2 separate regions of the Homo sapiens genome follow, and region 1 is linked to region 2. Evidence: chromatin loops called from intact Hi-C (ENCODE). Cell type or tissue: Caco-2. All regions are shown on one strand. Links, peaks and the distances in the headings refer to the core of each region. The heading gives the core; the rest is flanking DNA. Region 1 has its middle 17 kb from the start of PLCXD3. Region 2 overlaps PLCXD3 (phosphatidylinositol specific phospholipase C X domain containing 3).

The links. A loop is a pair of places that touch in the nucleus more often than their neighbours do. Peaks named below come from ENCODE experiments on the same cell type or tissue, not always from the same donor. Only the 100,000 strongest peaks of a DNase experiment are listed, where the experiment ranks them.
Region 1: a loop joins it to region 2, with 5 times the contacts of the local background. A loop is called at or near these places in 5 of 110 quality-filtered maps.

The regions. Positions count from the first base shown.
Region 1 is chr5:41,521,231-41,533,661 of GRCh38, forward strand. No RefSeq gene overlaps it. Among named protein-coding and RNA genes, the nearest start is that of PLCXD3, 17 kb to the left of the region's middle. In Caco-2, for the core only: no CTCF peak of the experiment used is centred there; DNase peaks (open chromatin) are centred at 4,901, 5,621 and 6,121.
Region 2 is chr5:41,337,844-41,350,274 of GRCh38, forward strand. The region is part of intron 2 of PLCXD3 (phosphatidylinositol specific phospholipase C X domain containing 3); the gene reads right to left. Among named protein-coding and RNA genes, the nearest start is that of C6, 130 kb to the left of the region's middle. In Caco-2, for the core only: no CTCF peak of the experiment used is centred there; no DNase peak of the experiment used is centred there.

The DNA.
Region 1 (12,431 bases), core at 1,398-9,397, 180 kb after region 2:
AATTTAAATCAAGATACCAAATCTCACTCTAAAGACTCTTATTTGATAACACTAATTAGTTTGTCCCTCTTCCCTTAACCTTCTGTTGCATGGATACTCCCTACAGCTAACTTCTAAGAAAACACCAAGATTAAAATGGGGGTAATTCATTCAATTATTTAGATATTTTGCTTACATAAGTAAAGCCTGAGGTTCTCTTCTTCTTCATTTAGATATTTTGGCAGTAAATATTATTTTAATAGAAATCAATCTGAGGTAGTAATTTTTGTTTTGTCAGGGACATATGGCAGCCCAAAAGAGGGTGAAAAATAACATATTAAAAATAAACTTAAATATTTTAAAAATAGTATTAAAATATATCTTCATCTGACATAATAACTAAAATAGAAATTAATCAGACATACTCAGTGACACATACTTGCTGCCATTTGAAAAAATAACTACAGGATGGAAGCCAGGCCAACTAATAATATTAGGTAACAATTACTGTGTCCTGAATATATGCTGTAGGCACCAGAGCAGTGCATTATGTATATGATTCTGTTATATCCTCACATGGGGATTAAGATGCATTAACCTATCAGTGCTCATGGCCCCATCTCCAGGCTCGAACTTGCAATTGAGTCTGAGAAATGTAAAGGTCTCAATGATATTCTCTCAAAATGTATTTCTCATTTGGTTAACTGTAGCCATGGTCTACATGTTTCTTTTGCTAATGTACTAAATATGCCAAAACTTTCCCTCTACAACCATAGGTCTTTTTTCAATCTCTTAGTATATTTTTCTAATAATTTCATTTCTCCTGTGCTCACTATCTTGTGATATTAAGGGGTAAGGGTGTGGAAGAGTCCAGGCATAGCACCCTGGTTGCCAGTTAGATGTTCATCCATGGTTTTGAATCATGAGTATGATTGATAAACCTGAAATTCGTTTTCAGGTGGGTTTTGCTGTTAATTTTTAGCTCCTTGTCTGATCTTCAATCCAATCTAGATATCTATGTTTGATATTATTCTTCAATGATTTAAAATTCAAGGACAAGATTTGTGTACCTCTAGTTCATCTTTATTTTTTTCGAATCTAAATTAATATTTTCCCCCTTCTCTCTTTTTCTTTCTTTTCTAACTAGCATACATCCTAAGTCTTTTATATTGCACAATAATCCAGACCAAGACTATTTCTATGATTGGTCAAAATATTAAACAGTAGCATAAATATCTCATCGTAAGCCCTTATTAAGTTATTAGTAAACTAACCTCTTCTATGGGTGTAGAAGAGCTCTGTACTGACTCCCAGGCTCTGTGTTTGAGAAGGAGGCTACAGCAGATGAATTGACAATAACACAGGAAGCAGCAGGAGGGAGAGAGTGTGGTGGGTCTCCAGCTGCTTCTACACAACAGAACTTCTTTGGGTTACTTATCACTGACACCAAACTTCAGATTGGAATACAATAATGTTATTTACCTTCTATAACCCCCCTTCTCCCCTGCCCCCACACTCCTATACTTCAGTTTTTCCTTTTCCTTTTGTGAATCATTTTTCCCTTCACAATGCCATTGTTTATTTTAACCAAACTTCAGATATATGGTAACCTTCAGTGTGAATTGCTCTGTCCCCAATTCCTCCCACCCATCCTCCAAGGTGTTATGTTTTAATGTGTATGTGCTTGATTGCCATGGCTTTTGATAGATTTACTCTACATCACCTCTTCCCAGGGTCCCAAAGACCTGAAAGAGTTATATAGGTCAAATTGAAGTTGGGTAGAAAGTTGGGGAGAGGAGGAGAGGAGAAGGAGGATCTGAATATTTTTTAAATGATCATATTAAGTCCATTAAGATAAGTGCACTCCTAGACAAACATTATTCCTATCTGATGAATAACTTCCTCAAAGACTGGGTGTGTAGGTTAGAAAGGGTTCTGGGTTACTAATTAAGGTTAGAGTATAAAAAGCAGGATTAAATATGATTAAGAGCACATTTCTATGATTGAAACATTATTATTTTATGTTGAATGCATTTGTCACTGGCAAGAGTGTAGTCCAAAGGATGTTCAAATCTGTAATAAATGTTCATACATTTTGAGTGTTGTTCCACTATAGCATGCATCTAGAAATTCAAATGGACAGTTTCTTTTGTAGCTTATTTGAAGGCTATAAAGCTATTTGATTTATAAATCTCTTCCCTTTTGCATCCCCCTATACAGTGTGTGTGTGTGTGTGTGTGTGTGTGTGTGTGTGTGTGTGTGTGAAATTGTATTAAGATCTTTACTGAGATGGACTATGAAATTACTGATATTCAAAAAATCCACAAATATTAAATTAAATTTAGTCAATCTAAATAAGTTTTCAGCACAGTTTTAACTTTAGCTGGATTAAACTTTGTGATAATCCTGTATTGCATTCCTCTAAATAATTTTTCAGTTTTAAAATAATCAAAGCCAGTATGAGTGACTTTTAGAATTTGGCTGCTCCACATTAAAAAGAAAATTTGACCCTGTAGCCCTGTGAAATGATTTTTTGGGGAAGATAGACATGTCTTTCTATGCCATGATGCTTCCTGAAAAAGAATTAGACTTGATAAAATTTCTCCTTGCTCACAGCTACTACCACCTATTTCTTCTTGGGCTATGATTCTTTAGTTTTGTCTCCACGTATTGGGAGAGTTGAATAACTAATCGTAGTGTAAATGTAACAGGAGAACAAAAGTACACTAGATATTTTCAACCAAGAGATTCCAATAAAAGGAAACTGTTAAATAGATGTTGGAGAACTGAAAAGAAAACCTAAAAATGAACACTACAGTAATCATTGCAAGAACCTGCTGTCATCTCTAGAGCTGAGGAAGCAAAGACAACAATTTGAGGTTATCAGAACCCAGATGCTTGGAGCAGTGGTTCTGAAGAGCAGTATCTCTGAAAGACTGACATTGCCCAGCTTATTTGGGCACCTCTTAGGGAGATGAGACTCATTCTAGAAGTGTGACCATTCTGGAAATTTAGAAAAATAGCTGGGATCTTTCCCCTCTGCTGCTGCCAGTGAGAAAGAATTGCTAGGGCAATGCCAATAAAACCATCAACCTAAACAAAAAAGATTGAAGTCCCTCCTTCCACTTCCTGCCTTCCAGTATCTCTTAGTGCCCCCTATTGGCAGAACCTGACAAAGAACCAGCTGGCAAAACAGAAGTATAATTTGCAGAGTTCCATTATCTCAGATCAGAGATATGGAAGAGTGGATTTGTCACCAAGGAAGAACAGCCTAGTAACTGGCAGGTGTGGTAGACAAAATAATGATACCTCCAACAGTATCCACATCTGAATCTTTGAAACCTGTGAAAATGTTACCTTACATGGCAAAAGAGACTTTGCAGATTTAAATAAGTTAAGGCTCTTGAAATGGAGAGACTATTCTAAACTATTTGAATGGGCTCGATAGAATTATAAATGTCCTTATAAGAGGAAGGCAGGAAAGTCAGAGTCAGAGAAAGAGATGTGAGGTCAGAAGCGAAAAGAAGCAGGAGGGAGAGAGGGAAAGAAGGAAGGAGGGAAAATGAGAGGGAGATGTAAATGTGCCATTCCACTGGCTTTGGGGATGGAGGAAAGGGCATGAGCCAAGGCATGCACATGCAGGAAGCCTCTAGAAGCTGGAAAAGGCAGAGAAATAGATTTCCTTCTAGGGCCTTCAGAGGAAATGCAGTTCTGCCAATACCTTGGTTTTAGTCTCATAAGACCCGTTTTGAAATTCCGACCTCCTCCTTTTGTTATTTTAAGCCACTATTTTTGTGGTAAGTTTTTATAGAAGCATAGCACTGAATTATAACATTTTGAAGGTAGAGAAGTAAAGAACATCTTTGCCCCCAAAAAGGCCATTCTTAGGCATGGGCTTCTGCCATGTCTGATATGAGCAGACATATCACAAAAGAAAATATACGAATGGCCAACAAACACATGAAAATGTATTTATCATTCTTAGTCATCATAGAAATGAAAATTAAAGCCAAATGAGATATCAGTATATACCTACTAGAATGACAATAATTCAAAAGACGACAATATCAATTCTTTTTTTGTTGTTTGTTTTGAGGTGGAGTTCCGCTCTTGTTGCCCAGGCTGGAGTGGAGTGGTGCGATCTCAGCTCACTGCAACCTCCACCTTCTGGTTTCAAGTGATTCTCCTGCCTCAGCTTCCCCAGGAGCTGGGATTACAGGCACCCACCACTACGCCTGGATAATTTTTTGTATTTTTAGTAGAGACAGGGTTTCACCATGTTGGCCAGGCTGGTCTTGAACTCCTGACCTCATGATCTGCCACCTCGGGCTCCCAAAATGCTGGGATTATAGGTGTGAGCTACTGGGCCCGGCCCCCAACAGTATCAATTCTTAGCAAGAAAGTGGAATCATTGGAACTCTCATGAATTTCTGATATATGTGTAAAATGATACAACCTCTTTAAAACTCTTTGGTAGCTTCCAATAAAGTTAAACATACACTTTACCTATTACTCACTCCAGGGTATATATCTCAAAATAATTCAGTATATTACCACAAAGAGAATTATACAAGTATGTTTGTAACAACTTTACTTATAGTAGCTCCATTATGGGTCAAATTATAGCCTTCCAAAAAGATATGTTAAAATCCTAACCCTGGGTAACTCAGAATGTCACTTTATGTGGAAATAGGATCACTACAGAGGTCATCAAGTAGAAACGAGGTCATTAGGATAGACTTTAATCCAATATGACTGCTGTCCTAAAAGGGAAATATGTCCAAAGAAACACACAGAGTGAAGATGATGTGAAGACACGCAGGGAGAAAAGTCATATGACTGGAGTGATGATACACCTGCAAGCCAAAGAATGCCAAAGGTTGCTGGCAAACACCTGTCAACGAAGAGTCAAACTCTGTAAAATATTTGAAGAGATTTACTCTAAGCTAAATATGAATGACTATGGCCTGTGACACAGCCATCAGGAGATCCTAAGAGCGTGTGCCCAAAGTGGTTAGGGAAGAGCCGGGTTTTATACATTTTGGGGAGACATGAAACATCAACCAAATACATTTAAGATGTACTTTGGTTTGGTTCAAAAAGGCAAGACAACTTGAGGAGGTGGCTTTCAGGCTAAGGTAAATTTCAACATTTTTTGTTTGACAATTGGTTGAGTTTATATAAAGGCCTGAGATCAATAGAAAAGAAATGTTTGGGTTAGGATAAGGGATTGTGGAGGTCAAAGTTTTATTGTGCAGAGGAAGCCTTAACATAGTAGACTTCAGGGAAAATAGGTTATAAAATGTTTCTTATCAGACATAAAAGGGCACCTGGCTCTTAGCTGATTATCTCCTGGATCTGGAAAGTGAAAAAAAAAAAGAGAAAAGGGGATTCTCTACAGAATGTAGGTTTTTCCCACAAGAGACGACTTTGCAGGCCAATTTCAAGATAAGACAATAAAATATATTTGGGGTTGCTTATTTGTTGTGTGATGTTATGCCAAAGTCAGGTTCGAAAGTAGGACATGTTATACAGGGTTAAATAAAACTCCTCTGATGAGACTTTAGGGTTTGTAGGGCGTGCTCACCAAACCCCTTAAGAAGGAATTTGAGCAAGATAAGATTAAGAAAAAAAGGTCAGAGTTTAGTCTTCACACCAAAGCTAGAAGAGGACAGGAAGTATTCTCTCCTAGAGCCGATGGAGAGAGCATGGCCTTGCCAACACCTTGATTTCAGACTTCCAGTCCCTAGAACCATGAGATAATACATTTCTGTTGTTTTAAATCACTCTGACTTAACAATATGGATAACCCTCAAAAATTTTATGTTAGCAGAAAAAAACGCCAGAAGACACAAAAGAGCACATGCCATATTATCCCCTTTATATAAAGATAATAGTAAAAATGACCATATAACTCTTTTTCACATCCACACGTTTTGCAATTTTTTTTTAACCATCCATCAAGAGGTGGCCAATTGTCCACTTCTTCAATCTGGACTGGAATGTGACTTTTGTCAATAGAATGCAGTGGGAGTAATCGTGCCCCAGTTCTCAGACAAGATTCTTCACATACCCAACTCTGTCTCTGAACCATATCCAGGCACCATGTGAGCAGTCCCAAAATAGTCTGCTGACGTGTCAGAGGCACTCAAACCAGAGTGATTCCATCTTAAATAGGGGCTGGGTAAAATAAGACTGAGACCTGCTTGGCTGCATTCCCAGGAAGTTAGGCATTCTTAGTCACAGGATGAGATAGAGGTTGGCTCAAGATACAGGCCACAAAGACCTTGCTGATAAAACAGTTTGCGGTAAAGAAGCCAGCCAAAACCTACCAAAACCAAGATGGTGATGAAAGTGATCTCTGGTCGTCCTCACTGCTCATTATATGCTAACTATAATGCATTCACATGCTAAAAGACACTCCCACGAGTGTCATGACAGTTTACAAATGCCATAGCAATGTCAGGAAGTTACTTTATTTGGCCTAAAAAGGGAGGAACCCTCAGTTCTGGGAACTGCCCACTCCTTTCTGAGAAAACTCATGAATTATTCACCCCTTGTGATATGGTTTGACTGTGTCCCCACCCAAATCTCATCTTGAATTGAACCTCCCATAATTCCCATGTGTTGTGGGAGGGACCAGGTGGGAGATAATTGAATCATGAGGGCAGTTTACACCATACTGTTCTTATGGTAGTGAATACGTCTCATAAGATCTGATGGTTTTATAAATGGAAACTCCTTTTGCTTTGTTCCCATTATCTCTTGTCTGCTGCCATTCAAGACATGCCTTTCGCCTTTTGCAGTGATTGTGAGGCCTCCCCAGCCATAGGGAACTGTGAGTCCCTTAAATCTCTTTTTCTTTATAAATTACCCAGTCTCGGGTATGTCTTTATCAGCAGCATGAAAACAGACTAATACATCTTGTTTAGCATATAATCAAGAAGTAACTATAAGTATACTCAGTCGAGCAGACCATGCCACTGCTCTGCCTATGGAGTAGCCATTGTTTTGCTTCTTTACTTTCTTAATAAACTTGCTTTCACTTTACTCTGTAGACTCATCCTGAATTATTTCTTGCATGAGATCCAAGACCCTCTCTTGAGGTCTGGATCAGGACCTCTTTCCAATAATAGAAGGATGAGAAACCATATAAAGTAGAGATAAAATGTCATAACCAAGGCCATCCTGGAGCTGCAGACTTAGCAGTTAATCACAAATACTTGAGTGAGCCCAAAAGAAACAAGAACCACACAAACGAATTCAGACCAAATTGCTGATCCATTTATTTGTGAATTAAATAAGGAGTTGTTTTAAGTTATTGAGTTTTGAGGTTTGTATGTAGCAGCAATTAACTAATGAAGTAAAGAAACAAGCCAAGTAAAATCTGACAATAAACATCATAAAAGTGAATAGTTAAAGCAGTCTTGAGCAAAATAAAACAAAAGAACAAGAAAACAAAGCTAAATGCATTACACTATCTGATTTCAAAATATACTACAAAGCCATAGTAATCAAAACAGCATGATACTGGCTTAAAAACAGACATATAGACAAATGGAACATAATGTAAGGCCAGAAATAAATCCATGTTATGGGTAATTAATCTTTGATAAATATGCCAAGAACACACAATGGGGAAAGTCTCTTCAATGAATACTGATGTGAAAACTGGATATCTACCTGTAGAAGAATAAAATTGGACTTTTATCTCATATCTCACAAAAAATTAACTCAAAATGAATTAAAGACTTAAATGTAAGTCCTGAAACTTTAAAACTACTAGAAGAAAGTGTAAACCAAAAATAAAATTCAAAGGGCCCCCTGCAACCATCTGAATGGACTCCCTCCTCAACCAGTGCACTCTAAAATTTAACCTGAAAGACTGGTTCAGGCCATGATGGAAGCTGAGGTCAGACATGCCTTATTATGCCCCTCCAGCATTAGCATCAACAGAGACCTTAAGTCTGATAAGAAACATTTACAATATATTTTCTCTAAAGCCTGCTACCTGGAAGCTTCACCTGCATAATAAAACCTTGGTCTTCACATCCCCTTATCTTAACCCAGACATTCCTTTCTACTGGTAATAACTCAACCAATTGCCAGTCAGAATATGTTTAAATCTACCTATTACGTAGAAGTGCCCCCAAAGTTGTTTCACTCTTCCAGATTGAACTAATGTATTAGGTTGGTGCAAAAGTAATTGCAATTTTATCATTACTTTTGATTACTTAGGTTACTGCTAAGTCTGTTGAGATCCCACATATAAGAGACATAATGTGGTATGTCACATTATTTTACACAGAACAAGTAAAATTAATTTTAATTGCAAAAACCACAATTACTTTTGCATCAACACAATACATCTTACCTGTATTGATTGATGTATTATGTCTGCCTAAAATGTATAAAACCAAGCTGCATACAAACCACCTTGGGCACATGTCATCAGGGCATCTTTAAGCTGTGTCACAGGCACATCCTTAACCTTGGCAAAATAAACTTTCTAAATTGACTGAGACTTTCTCAGATATTTTAGGTTCACAAAAGCATAGGAGAAGAAGCTTTTTGAGATCAATCTGACCAGTAATTTTGTTTTCTATATGATCCAAAAAGCACAAACAAATAAAGCAAAAACATGAGAATGGGATTGCATCAAACTAAAAAACTTCTGTACAGCAAAGGAAACAACAATGTGAAGAGGCAAACTACAGAGTGGGAGAAAATAGTTGTAAGCCATGCATCTGACAGGCAATTAATATCCAAAATATGTTTAGAAAGTCAAACAACTCAATAGCAAGAAAACAAATAACCTGATTTTAAAAATGAGCAAAGGACCTGAATAGACATTTCTCAAAAGGAGAGATACATAAATGGCCAACAAGTATATGAAAGAATGCTCTACATCATTAATCATCAGATAAATGCAAATTGAAACACTAAGCTATCACCTCACACCTATTAGAAGAGCTATTTTCAAAAAGACAAAAGATAACTGTTGGCAAGGATATGGACAAAAGGAAACTCTTGCACATTGTTGGTGGGAGTGTAAATTAGTATAGCCTTTATGGAAACAGTATGAAGCTTCCTCAAAAAATTAAAAATAGAATTACCACATGATCCAGCAATTCCACTACTGGATGTATATCCAAAGAACATGAAATCAGTATGTTGAAGGGATAACTGCACTCCCATGTTCATTTCAGCATTATTCACAATAGCCAAGATATGGTGTTAACATAAGTCTCCACCAGTGGATGAACAGATAAAGAAAATATAGCATATACACAATGAAATAATATCCAGTTTTAAAAACAAAGAAAATATTGTCATTTGAAACAACATTAATAAACCTGGAGGACATTGTGTTAAGTGAAACAAGCCAGGCATAGAAAGAAAAATACCACATTATGTCACTTATATGTGGGATCTAAAAATGTCAAACTCATAGAAGAAAAGAACAGAATGATGGTCACCAGGAGATTGAGATTTGGGGAGAACTGAGGGGGTGTTGGTCAAAGGGCACAAAGTTTCAGTTAGATGGACTGAGATAAGTTTAAGACACAAAACTCAGAAAAATGATTACCTTGGAGAAAGATTAACTGTAAAAAGTTGAGAAACTTTTCTGAGATAAGTTTTTAGTTCTGTATCTTGATTTGGGTGATAGTTATATCATCATTAAAATGTAACATACATTTGTGAAAACTTATCAAACTGCACTTTGAAGAGCTGTATATATCACAGTATGAAAGTTATAGCTCAATTGTAAAGACAAAGAAGACATTGGGTGTCTTCTTGTCAGGATTAGATTACTGCTAAGTCTATTTATCAAGAGTCCCCCTACCCTTGATGTCACCTCTTAGTGATTTTTTATTCTACTGATCCCTTGATTATAAATCCTCATTGGTGTAGCTGTATTCAAAGTTGAGCCCAGTGCAGTATTTTATTCCAATAGTTTTAAATAATCTTATGTATCATTTTAACAAGAGTCACAATAATTTTTTTCTACATTTATGAAATATGATGGCTGGCACTTTTTATCAATCAAAGCTTTTCAGTTTTTTGAGAATTACTAGTGATACTGTCTAGAAAACTTTTATAATAAGTAAAAATGTTCCTAATTATCTAGATATGTTTGGAGGTATATAATTTATTCATTTTATATAAACTAAAACAATAAGCTTAAATAAAATTTATGGTAGAGAATGACTTGTGTTAGATAATAGTGCCTTTTGGCTAGTCTTAATATTGCAGCTTAGACCTACTGCATGTTCCAAGTAAATATTATTATGAGATAATGTATTGAATACCTATCATTCTTAAGGTGCCTGTTAGATATGGACTTTTTAATTCCTTATGGCATCTTATTTTTGAACTTCAAGTGTCAGAAAAGTAAGTGTTGAGACTTCATGCTAGAAAGAATGAATTATGAAAAAACATGATCTGGTTTTGGACAACTGACATTGGCCTAATAAATCTAACCAATGGGGTTAACTTTTCCCAGTCAATATATATATTTTGGAATATACTGTACTGCACCTGGATAAACAAAATTTGAAGTAGTTGCTTATTAAATAGAGCTGATTTTCTTCTCTAAAGGCATACCGCATCTCTGATTTTCATAGTCTTCTTCTCAGAGAAGCATTATTCATTTTCATAGGAAGAAGGATATGAGGCTAGGAATGTTTATTGAGACTTGATTAAATGCCAGTCTAAGAAGTTTACTTTTAAAGAACTGGTTATTAAATCCTGGAGGTGTCTCCTTGCACTTCACCTCTGATTTGAGTATTGTAGTAGATAGGTATAGGGTTGGATTTCATACTTCTGATAGCAAATAAACTTTTTATTATTCTTTTAAAAATATGTTTACTCTACTGGCAGTTTCCCTAATACTTTTGTTAGCCACCAGAGCTTTAACTCAAGACAATTTAGAAAATGAGCACTCTCCACATTGCTCTGTAAAGACAGGGAGAATGAAGCCAAGAGCCAATTGTACAGACATTGTGTTCTGCCCATAAATGCTCAGTAAATATCGTGAAATAAATAGTATCTTCGTTTACATTCCTATTATTTTCTCTAAGAAGTTTGAGTTAAATAGATTATTTACCAGAAAAGTTCTCCCCTCTAAACTCAACAATATTGTTCTTTGATACTGAGAGAGCACAAACATTTTCATAATCTCCTGAGTTCTGTAGCCTATGCAGGCTGATTCTTGGGAGAACTCCAGAATTGAGTCAGTTCTTAAAGGGAAAGGGGGGAAAAAGGCATGTAATGGCCTTTACATTTGGAGAAAAAAAGTGCTTGTGTAGAAAGTGAGGGAAGTGAGAGAAGTTAAAAAACATGCATTGATAAATATAATTGAGGAGCTGACTGATTTGTCAGTGGTCTGCATCTTTTAAAGAATATGGCATTTCCTGTTGTGGGTCTTATGCTACTTTCAGGCAAAGCCAAAAAATGAAAGCAAGACATAGAGTGAGATGCTCCCACACCACAAACACACCCCGTCAACCCTCTACAAATAAAACAAAAGGAAGGACTCTTGCTTCATTTTTTATTTTCTCCCTCTCCATTCATGTACCCCACCACTGAAATTTCTCAGTAACATTTTACCTGAATATTATGTCAATTTTTGAAATCTGATATGGACCATTTGTGGTCTAAGAGAAAATGGGCTTTACCACACTCATTTAGGTCTCCTTTTGTATTTTTAACTAGTTTTATAATGGAGACTTCACCATATAGGTTTAATTAAATACCTATAAATTAGCTCATCTGGTCTCCCAAGGCTGAATAACCTAGTGACTTAAATGTGTCCTATAATTGCAAATGAGATGAGTTTGAATTCTTTTGAGTTTTATTTTTATTATAAATTTCCCTATCTTCTTGTTCTCTTAATATCCAATGGGTAACTATAATTTTTATTTAATTATTATTATCATGTCAATGATGGATCTAATGAAAATATTTAAGTATTTTCCAGGAAGAAAAATACCCACATGATATTAAGTAAAATTTTCAGGAAAGTGTACTGCATTTTTTAATAAACAAGGGACTGCACTTCTTTAGTACTTTATAGCATTTTATTAACTATTGTACAGTATACTTTTCTTTGAATTCTCAGCATGTCTTTACAGTTTTGGGAAACAAAAGCAGGTCCCACAGTAGCAATCCTTTAAAAGGGAAATTTTATTGACTAACATTCATTCAAGATGAGTGTTCCCAGCATGTTAAAATATAATGATGCTTGCTATATACACAGTTGGATGATGCTAAGAGAAGCAAATTTTTACTTGTCTTATTAATCATCCCCTCTTCCTCTGTGGGGTTTCAATTCAGGATAGCTTGCCCATTGATAAAACTAATCGTCTTGTATGGTCAAATTGCAGCTAGAATCATAGAACTGTTGAATTAATCATTTCTACAAGTACAGCACAGTTCTATAAATTCAA
Region 2 (12,431 bases), core at 2,998-10,997:
ACCATCAGGGAGAGAAATTTTAAGTCAATTAGTCTGAGTTAGAAGAGTATTTCCCATGATGTCATCTCTTCATTATATCTTTGGGAAATCATATTACCTGACACTTTTCTAAATTGTTTGACCATGTTAACATTTTTAAGCAAATTCCTAGGAACTTAATAATGTACAATAAATATTGTCAAGCCATAGAGGTGCCACATATGTGTCTTAATTTGTAATACATTCTCCCTCTTCCTTGTATATTTCCTCCTTGCCATGTTTAGAAAAGTCTCAGAGAATATCGGGTCTGAAAATGTCTTTAAGACATTATAAAGTAGTCATATTCTCTACAAAAAATGTTTCCTGAATTAAATTCCATGGAACAATGCTTCATGAGAGATTAAAGATGTGCCTAAAACAAAAGGTTTTCTTGGCCACATAAGTGTAGGGAATGTTGAAGCCTCTTTGATGTTCACAATACACATAATAGCATATGGAGACCATTATCATATTAAGAACATTGAAATGTCCTGAAGTTAAGGATTTATTTCCCTTTTTTTAAGTTGGGAAACAAATTTATTTGACCTGAGAATAGCCCTGCTACTACCGCCCCTACTAACATGCGTGCATGCATGTGCACACACACACAAATCACCAATGACATCTAGTGGACTTGGTGTTCTACAGAACACTGTTGAAAATATTGCAGTTTCTTTTCAAGGGGCTCAACTTGAGCATCCTTTTCCAGGGGCTCAACTCTAACATATGTTTTAGGGGCTTGGAATTCTCATAGCCTCCCTCCTACTATTACAAGTTTCTTTCTGACCACCCACTAGATCTACTTAGGTTAATGTAAAACAAGTCTATTCCTCTTCAACGTGATATTCCTTTAAATATTTGAAAATAATTGATATTCACATAACCACACCATCTGTATCTTCCCTTATTCTTCTTAAATACCCCCATTTACTTTCCTTAGATTTTTCAGCTTGGAGCCCTCTTATTGTCTTTGTCACTCTTTTCTGTGTGCTCCACTTTGTCTATACTTCCTCTAAAAGGGGTAACCGGAAAATAATGCAATGTTCTCACTTGGGTGTGAAGTGTAACAGAGTATTTCCGCCCTCATTCTGGTTCTTTTATTATGGCCAAAGATTATTTTGGCTATTTTTTCGTTAATGTTTCCCAGTAATTTCATGATCATCTTTTTCCTGGAATTCCTTCATGGCTTCTTCTGCAGTGAGTGGCAGGTATTAGGCAGTATTAGAGGAAGGGGTAGGGAGGAAGCTGCTCTATCTCTGGAAGAGTCAACAGTAGTTTGCTAGCATATATATTCTTCTCCCTCTTTAGCTCAGAGAATCTCCTCTCTGCTTCCAAAGAAGATATAAAGCATGCAGGAGCTGAGATCCCACCAGAACTGCAAGAAAAGTCCTCAAGAGTGATCCAAGGGTAGATAGTGGTCAGAAACTAAGGAATGGGAGCAGAGGAGAAACACGAAAATTTGGATATTCTAGGAGGTAGCTCCAGCTGGTAGTATCAATGGTGCTGCCAGGGGATAATAGCCATCTGAGTAAGTCTCTTCTGGCTGGCTTTAGAGTGAATATGTCAATGGATACAGAGAAATCATACTATTTTTTTTTTTCAAAAATTGGAATCACTGACGTATGTGAATAGTTGGTCATGTAAATTATCTGCCTGACTGACTGAGTCTGTACTTATCAAATACAGAAGCAGGGTTTCCAGGGTGACAAAATGACAGTAGTGTTGCCCTTCCTCAGGGCTTGTGCTCACTTTAGCTTTAAGTAAGTCATTGATTCACTAGCTATTGATTCTAATAGACATCATAGAATATGTCATATGGAAGAGAAGCATTATTAACAACTTGGTATGGTTGTATTCTAGGGAAGCATTTGAAAATGTCATCCTAAAAGAACCCTTGCTATACTTTTTATCTTAAATCTTCCTTCATATTAATCTATAATGCTATAAAAATGACCTTAAAAAGATGAATTAAAATGCTTCCTCATAATAGATCATATCCAGTGCTGGGTTATTTCAAGGGAGATTTGCAGGGATAGGTCTTTAAAAGTTACTTACAGGATTTATTCTAGATGGAACAAAAGGAAAGACACTCGCCATAGAGAGGGCCAGAGGAGCCTTCAGTCAGAAACATGGCGAGGTGTTGAAAATTCAGATAAATGGCTCTCTGTTTGTGTATGTGTTTCTGGAATCTCAGTTAACCTCTAAAGTTATATAGATTCACACCTACAATTGCATTAACTGCATGCCTTTGTATAGATGCTGCTCTCCTGGGTCCTTCTCTCAGCAGTGCCTCTTTTAGATAATCAGGAGCAGTTTTATTCAGGGAATGAGGTAACCAGCATTCACCAGTCTCTTTTTATCAGAGCATTTTTCTACACTGAATTTTGCAACTCACTGCACGTAGTGTCCCTAAAAACAGGTAACATGATACTGTGAAATGACTAATTAAATAGCTAATGTACTGAAATATCAAAATTATCCTAGAGGCAACAAAATATATTAGTTTCATCAATTAACTAAAAGTTGTAAAAATAAATGGAATGCCATGCGTTCTCAGTTTCTCTGCCCTAGACCAGAAGAACCATTTGAAAAATCCCATTATTCTTCACCACTCCACACTGGAAATTTTTCTTTCCACAGCTGGGGTTCAAATTTGGAAGACACCCAGCAAGGGGAGTTGGTGGTGAGCTAGACAATGACACTAGAGATGGCCATGGTCTCTGATGACTGCGTGCATCCGTTGCTCATCACCTTTACCAACACTGACCCCAGGGACAGGCCAAGGCAAGGAAAGAGTCTTCTCCAAAGCAGTTAAAGTCTCTCAGGCAGAACTGTTTAGAGGGATAGTGCTATTTTCAAGTGAAAGAATGAATAAATACTTTCTAACTTAAAGTTGCAGTCGGCAGGAAAGAACCTAAAGAATTTTGTTGCTAATTTTATTGGGAACTCATGTCCCACTGGAAGTCATTAAGTGGAAGTTATTTGAAAATATTTTTAATTGTGTGACCTTTTAGCTACTAATAATAGAATGTATTTTATAATAGGTCTTACTCCTGGCATTGAGTTACATTTTAGGAGATGAAAAAGTTTTGGTATTAAAAAAGTACAAATATTTGTTAATATCCCACCAAAGTAAGGTATTCTAAATAAATGTAAAAAATGTTGCTGACAAAATACTTACCAGTTTTGAAAGTTGCTCTATTTCTAATGACAAAAGTTTATAATGTTGATTTATTTTCTTAGCTACATTAAACCAGTATATCTAGTGGAATTCAGTGAAAAACCAAATAATACCATATATAGTTGACTGAAGAATTACAAATACTTGAGTCTAAACTGGGCTGTATCACTAATGGAGTATGTATGGAAGAGAGCACCATCAATATCGCATGTCTACACTGCCATGCTAATGTCCAGAGTGGACAGCTTCCTAGCTGACTCTGCGAAGTCATTCTTGAAACCAAGACTGTGACTCCACCTAAATCACGTCTACAAATCGCTGATCCTTTCTGTGCAACATGCAGCATGAAAATACATCATTCTACCTCATGATTACTAGGAAGCTTAGATATAATCACGACTATGAATACTCATGCAAATTTCAAAGTGCCATGCAAATTTCAAAGTGCCCTACAAATTTAAGTTGTTCCAAATAAATTAATGATTTTGGATTATGTAAATTGGAAATAGTCCTGTTCCTCAGCTGAACTTTTCACTTGTAAATGGATTGGGTTACCATTGGGTTTATAAGGTTTACCTGTTTGCAATATTACCTCTTGTAGCTATGAATCATTCCTCTACCTTATAAAAGGCCATAAAGGGTGGGTGGTGGATAAATAGGCAAGGCCATGGTAGAAAAAAAAAAGTTCTTATCACTTATTTTTACATCTCTTGGAATCTCCCCGTGTTGCTAATCTCAAATAACTTGAATCTAAAATGAAAGTTGTCATCTAGTTATTGTGTACCCATAGCTTATAAATTGTGATGCCATCATACTGCTTAGGTGCCAAACAACTCACCTGGATTACAAAGGAGCACATTCTTAGCCATGCTTTACCTCTCAAGATATGAGTCCACAGTAAGAAATTTCCACCATCTACAAGAAGGCTTTGTTCCAATAGTTGTAGAAAATGAGACTGGATCATACGGCTGTGATCTAGTGAGCTCCTGCCTACTCATCTTTCTATTTAGGGATAAATATGGGTAACTGGGAAAGGATTTGTTACTTTTGGAAATGAGCACAGGAGTATGCAGATGTGATTTTGAGGATACTGTGGCCTATAGGGTATCCATATATCCTTTAATTGATCAAGATATTATCAGCTCAGAGTATCCTACTTTGGAATCCCTCTAATGATGTAATAGTTTTTGTTCAATCCAGTTATGCCAAATGGTTACTGCCTGCCAGGCACTGTGTTAGGCAACAGAGGTGCTGTTTTAGGTGTTGAAGAGCGAGCCTAGAAAAGTATGTGAAAGGAGAGACTAAACTTTCTAGTTTAATCTAGAAAACCTGAATATATATTCAGGAAATAGTACTGATTTCACCATCTGTCAATAATTAGATTTTATTGACTCTGTTTCCCAAACTTGTTAATAATGGAAGAGAAAGTGTGGGCCTCAAAGCAGTTGAGGCCAAAAGGCAGTTTGATGATTAAAATGAAGGTTCACAAATGATATCTTCTTGGACATACAAAATTGTGCAGCTGAGTACCTTCCAAAACTGAAATAAAATGTACAGAAAGCTTTGTAAATTTAATGTGGGTATTTTATTACCACTTCACTATCTCATTCTTTATCTAGGTTTAGTATATCAATATATTGAGTCAATAGAACTTTTGTAGGAGAAATTTCAAAACAGAAGCAAAATCTCCAAATGCAGCATAAAATATTAGTAGAAAAGGAGGAGCTAATTCATTCCAAAAGTTAAAAACTATAAGAATTTATAACATACTTAGCTATTTTAATAAGCTGAAAATGCTTGCTTCACAATTTGAAAAATATAAACAATGATGCCTCCTTTTTTGTGGTGGGGATAGGCCTTGTATCTAAGAAGGATGATTTCTAGACAAAAGCAAGAATAATGGATGGGTCCTAGAAGTCTACAGTTCTCAAAACTAACAAATCAGCAGCTTCAAAAATCTAATTGTTTGAATGCAGTGGGTACAGATTTTCTTTTCATTAGAAAAATGTAAAAGTTTAGTGATAATTAACTCATTATCATCAACAAAACTGTGCTATCAAACTTGCTGCAACTTCGCACAAGCATAGGATCCTTAGAGCTAAACCTAGGTAGCTCCACCTTTTCCTGTTCTGGCTCCTTACCCATTTTGGGCTTCTAAGTAAATGAGTACATGAGGACCACTTTATTCACCATAATTATAATAGAAAATTGAATGAAAGATATTAAAATTATGATTTTTTCCTTCAAGTGGAATAACCTTTGTATGCAATCTGAAGTTTTTATGTTTACTTGAAAACTAGTTGTTTTGCTTCAAAAATCTCTTTTACATAAACAGAAAAAAAATCAATCCAAAGGCAAAGAAATCATCCATATATTTGGTGAATATATTGAAAATGAATTACTAGTAGGCAAAAGGAAAATTGTTTGCTTATATGCAAAGTAAGTGACTTATTTTGGCTAAAATAAATGGTCTATTCAGTTCTGAAGTCAGTCAAAATTTCTAACCCCAACAGGTGGTTTCACAGGTACTACTACTAAAATCACAAACTTAGTTTGTGTCTACATCTTGAACTTTGGATTGAAATAATTTAAAATCATAACAGTGTCTAGACTGAGAACGTTTGTAGTTACAATGAAAATCCAATATACTTAAACCTGAAGAAAACAGAGAATATCTTCAGCTAGAGGAGAATTCTGACATTTTTTCTGATCTTAATGAAAACGTGGTTTAATGTCAAGTCACAGTCATATTAAAACATTTTTTTCCTAAAGCCCAAGCATTATGTTTGCTATACACAAGGCCAACATTTTCATGAATTGTGTTATTTACTTGCTTAAGCACAATTGGATGATTTGTTTGTCTGATAAGAAAATTCTTCACACCTCAGGCTTCCATTTCAACTTCAAATAAGTAACAACTGTATTGCTTTTTTTTCTTACGTTCTTGTATTTGCTCTAACTTTTAAATGGCATCTATGATTCTCCATTAACCATAAAACATTATCTTGAACTGAAAAAGTAATCTTTCTAAATTGATGTTCTGAATTAATGGGCATGTTTTAAAGGAACGATTTCAGATGGACTTCTAAAACATGAATAATACATTGGTCATAAAGAGCAGGCATTAAGCTAGCATTTAGAATCACTCCATGAACACAGAATAGAAGAAGACAAAAGATAGTTTGTCCAATATTTTGTTGACATATTTGGCCAGAAGATTAAGTGCCAAGTCATCCATCCAGAAATGCGACTTATTTTTAGAAAGAGTAGACTCAATAATTAAGGTTTCAGATTTATTCAGCTCTTATTCAAATAAAAGGTAGAACTTTTCACATTTTTCAGTTATTTTCCACAGCAAAATGAAAATCTGAAATCCAAATGATCAACTCGTCAATTAAAGAAATATTTGAATCTAGAATGAGAAATCCATTTTCATTTGTCACTTAAGGAAAGTTATTTTTGTTATAAGTTTTATATTCATAACAGTTCCCATTATTTTGCTCTTATAATTTTAATTCATTTGTTTGCCTAGAAATTGTTTTAGATAAGAAATATAAAAATGCGGCTGATATCTATGACTGACATCAGTTAACAGAAGATCATTTATGGACAAGAAATTATATGAATTACTAAAAATTACAATATTAAGTTCCTGTTGGAAAATTTTTATTTCAAACCTACAACCATTTAGAAAAAAATATCCTAATTCAGAGCAAGCCATGTATCAAAAAATCTAAATTCTCTTTTACTTCATATAATTAAAAATTATATTTATGTTTCATTAAACTAATATAAAGAATCATTCATTCAATATATATGTATTGCCCACCTACTCTGGGCACTAAGCACTGAGGAGTTAATGGTGAATAAAATCAAATCATTCCCTTCCTTCATACAACTCATAATCTAGAGGTAGGTGGGTGTGTGCAGATGTTAGCAAGTAATCACAAAAATAAAAGCATAATTACAAACTGGTTCTATAAACAAAATGATTCTATTACAGCATATAATAGGGAGACTTGGACACAGTCAAAATAGTCAGGATATTGATTTGAGTATTTTCTTTCCAAAAGTCCAAATAGTAATTGATGAAGCAAGGCAACATTAGATTTGTGTCCAAATAATATGATCTCTGCAGACTTGGGCTTTCCTTGAGATTTTTCCAAATGATGTCTTTGGCTAAATCTAACCAGACAAGACAAAATAACTTGAGAGCAAAAATGGAATTCAGAGATCTAGTCTAACCCTCTTATTGGATAGATGTGGAAACAAATCATGAGAGAGGGTGAGTGGCTTGCCCCTGCTTGTTTTCACTCAGTGGCAAAGATGAAATTGGAACCCATTATGCTAAAATCCTGTCCAGAGGTTATCCTTCTTCATATTATTCTGGGTCTGGTTTATCTAACGTTATCTACTCTGATGCACTAAGGCAATAACTGGAATAGCAATATGATGATAAGAAAGCCTAGAGAATGAGAATATTCATAAGATAACATTGTTTTCTGAACACAGCCTGTCATTCAGCTCAGGCTAGTAGTGAATAGAAAAAAATAGCTTATGCAAACAGTCAAATATCTTGGTAAGTGTCCAATTATTTACCATGTTTCATCCTTTACTCCAAATTTATACATACATATGTGTACACACACACACACACACACACACACACACACACACATTCAGGTCACTAAAGCCTCTAACTTTACAGATCCCAACTTTAACTCATTTAACTCATGGTTAACTCCATATTTAATTTTTGCTACATACTTATTTGCCTTTATCCAAATGAATATTTATTAGAGCAGTTTCTTTTCTTTTTTTCTTTTTTCTTTTCTTTTTTTTATTTTTTCTTTTTGAGACGGAGTCTCACTCTGTCGCCTGGGCTGGAGTGCAGTGGCACTATCTTGGCTCACTGCAATCTCCACCTACTGGGTTCAAGTGATTCTCCTGCCTCAGCCTCCCAAGTAGCTGGGACTACAGGCACCCACCACCACGCCTGGCTAATTTTTTGTATTTTTAGCAGAGAGGAGGTTTCACCATGTTGGCGTGGCTGGTCTCGAACTCCTGACCTCAGGTGATCCGCCCGCCTCGGCCTCCCGAAGTGCTGGGATTACAGGCGTGAGCCACCATGCCCAGCCTAGAGCAGTTTCTAGTTTACAGAAAACTTACCCAGAAAGTACAGAGAGTGCTCATATACAACCCTTACTCACCAACACCTAGCTAGTTTCTCCTATTATTAACATCTTGCATTAGTGGAGTATATTTGTTAGAATTGATAAACTAGTTGTAATATAGTATTATTAACTGAAGTTTAGAGTTTACATTAGGGTTCACTCTGTGTTGCACAGTTCTATGGGTTTTGACAAATGCATGATGTCCTCTATCTACCATTACAGTACCACAGTTTCACTGCACTAGAAATGCTCTGTGCTGTCTACCTGTTCACCCACCCTCCCCTAAACCAAAACCTTACAACTGATCTTTCGCCTTTACTGTCTCTATAATTTTGAATGTGTATGTTGTGGTAAAATATATATTAATATATTTATTAATTTAACATATAAAATTTACCATTTTAAATATTTGTAAGTGTAAAGTTCAGAGGGATTAGGTACATTCACATTGTTGTATTATACAACCATCACCACTCTCCAACTATCTCTATAAACTTGCCTTTTACAGAATGTCATATGGTTGAACTTACATGCTATGCCGTCTTTTCAGAATGTCTTTTTCACTTATCAATGTGCATTTAAGCTTCCTTCCTGCCCTCTTGTGGCTCATTTATTTTTATCACGGAATAATGTTCCATTGTATAGATTTAACAGTTTGTTTATCCATTCAACTACCGAAGTACATCTTGTTTGCTTCATCTTCGTTCCTTCTAAGTTTTGGCAATTGTGAATAAAGCTGTTATCAACATCCACGTGCAGGTTTTTGTATGGATATAAGTTTGCAATTCATTTTGGTAAGTACCTAAGGTTGCTATTACTGGATCATATGGTAAGACTAAGTTTAGCTTTGTAAAAAACTGCAAAACTGACTTCCAAAATAGCTGTTCCATTTTGCATTCCCAACAGGAATGAATAAGAGTTTCTGTTGCTCCATATTTGGTGGGACATTTGGTATTGTCAGTGTTTTGGATTTTAGCCATTCAAAGTCGTGGTATCTTGTTTTAATAAATTGATATTTTAGGATTTTCCAAATTAAAATGTCAAAGAGATGCCTCAGCACAGTAAAGTTAGAAAAAATTAGAAAAAAATTCTTTACCTATTAAAATGATTTCTGGTTCACTAATGGCAAGGCTTGTCACTTAGTAGATTTGGTTTACTCTGGACATTTATTAGATCAGATTCATAGATCTTTAGCAATCTCTCACTCCAAGGAAAGTAATTTATCTCTCCTCTGAAATCTCACAGCACCTCAACACCTTATAGACACCATTCTACATTGTAACAGTGTATTGCTCTGCCAATCTTTCTCACTTAATTTTGGAGTCAAAAAGGCAGGGAGCTTGGTGTAGCTGTGTCTGTGCAAGCACAACATCTGTAGATACTAGTTACCAACCTATAGTTGTTTTTTATTATGGCAGCTATTAAAGGAAGACATGGAAGATGAATGTGAACTCACCCTGGTCTTCAGTTTTACTATTTTCTCTCTAACACCTTTGTCCTGAGTTATAATTGTCTCAGTCTTTCCCTACTCTTAACACCAGATCAACTGGAGGCGCTATTATTCAAAGAATCACCAAAGAGGTGCAGGAAAGACTGAGAGAGGAAAAACATATATAATCCAAAACCAGGTAACTGGGCAATAAAAAATAAAATTTAGCTGGGCTTCTTACTCTTTCTCTTTTATTCTATACCTCTCTTGTTAGCAGCTGAATCAGTCTCTGTCATAGGCATTACACTCTTTGGGATGGTGAGCAATTGTTCTCCAAAACACTAAGTAAAAATAGTTCAGTGGAGATTTTTTAGAGATGTTCTCTGGCAGCTCCAGTGGATATTTGGAGAAACAAATACTTTTTCCAAGTTATTAGTTAACATATCATGGAATTCCTTATTGTAAAATGCTTCTCACACTTTGAGGTAGGTTAATAGTATTAGCCCCGTTTACTAAATGAGTTAGAGGAGTAGCTGCTCTGGATGCTATTTTCAAAACAAGGACATCATTGCTTGTGTGACATTATGATCTAATAGACGTTCTAAATGGACCCTAATGTACCATTATCTTAAAATATAGATGAGTTAGTAATTGCGCAAAGGTAGGAGGATGAAAAGAAGTAATCATGGTACAGCTGAGAATTCTTGTCAGAAAGTCATTTTTGTTGTTGTTGTTGTCTTTGTATCTAATGTCAGATGTCATGAGAGTAGGATTTTGAATCAGTGAGGGAAACCAGAAAAAAACATTCCTGGTAATATTTTCCAATGTCAATAGGTAGCACTCTAGCTTAACTAGTTAATTAACAAGACAAGGAAGCTTGTGCAAATATAATAATAAAGGTCTTCCAACTTTGAAAATAGATGTTTTTCCTACAGAAATCCCATCACCATCATATAAGATGACCACTTACAAATACAGAAAATTACTGAGTTTTTTTGTTTGTTTGTTTGTTTGTTTGTTTGTTTTAGATTGCAAGACCATCGGGCCAGGTGTGATATTGAATATGTTTGGTGCTTGGCAGCCTCCGTAATGCAGACTTATTAAGTACAGAGGCACTGGGGAAGAGCAAGACCTGCAGCTGATACCATGACTGCTTGGCAAAGGAGAAGGAAGACTTTTAAACCTCCTGGGAATGAAAATAAGCCATTTCCTTCAGAAAAAGCATGGAAATACAGGACTGAGCTCTGGAAAATTTGCCAAAAGAAGTGAAAAATAGTAGGGTCTAAAAAGGTCAAATAATAACCACACATCCATGTACTTGCTCTGGTTTTCCAGTAGTTGGATCTAAAACCTGCGATTCAAAATTTCTGGATGATTTTAATGTGATTTACTCATCTTTTCTATGATTTATTGACAATATCCATCTACAGATACTGACAGTGCAAAGGATTAGAAAGAGTCCACATATCCATGTGTTACAAGTTCTGCACATGCAATGTGAAGACCCCTAGCTCTATCTAGTAGTTGTTTAAATGGTCAGAAAATTATTCTTAGGTTGGGTCTTTTGTTTCCAAAGCAAGATTTATTTCTTAAAAGGATGGCTGCACTTATTAGAGGTTGTTAGGATGCTAAGCATGGCTTTAGGATCAAAGAAGCTATCAGAAGTTCAAAATTTTATGTCAGGATAAAAAGTTTCATCATGATCATCAAACAGCTCCTATGGAGGACTGCTACTTTCAGAAGAATAACTTCTTTCAAATTTGGAGATGGTTAAATGCTCCTATTGGGAAAAGGGATGGAGTTCTTTAAACTTTTCCTTGTATTAAATTCTGCCACAAGTTGTGTTAAAAGGACATTATCACTGAGAAATCAACATTCCTTTAAACTGAAGCAACTAGAGCACATCCCACTTCATGCAGGATGTGGAGTTGAAGATGAAGAACTGACAAAAGCATTCCACACTTTCCCCTCATGAAATGGTCCAAGAGTTTAAAGCAGAGGTTCTTGTACTTTGGAGGTTTAAATAACACTTCAAAATCCTAGAATTTTTTGCTCCGCACTTGAGGAGATTTAAAGACTCACAAATGCACTAAGCAAGCCAGTGATCATTACAACACAATTGCATGCATCACAGGTCTTTAAATTATCCTGTAGTTACAGAGCACTAGCCCCTTACTTGTCCTTTAGCACTGTGGATACTCTGCTTACTTCCCTAACTGCTGTACCCATAAATTCCCAAAGGAAAGTTCTGGAATGTCCTAGTAAACATGCAGGATTGGATTTTTTTTTTTTTTGGTAGTGCTTTGCAACATTTTGTTGCAGAAAATTGTAGCCAGCTATTCACTGTGGTGCCCTACTTGCTCAGCTGGGCTAATATCTGTGGATGACTCCGCAATGGGTGAAGTTGATAAAGACCTCTCTCACACCTCCTGTGCCAGAAATTTTCACTGTCTCCTGCATCACAAGAGACCATAATATGCACACAGCTCCCTCTCTCACGTTTTTAAGCCCAGTTTAGGCTCTCCTCCCACTTCTATTCTTTCATAGCTCAGTTGTTTCATTTTTTAAATTCCGTCCTCTGTTTTCTCATTGAAAACGAATGAGGCATATTTGATTTAAGCTAAATCTA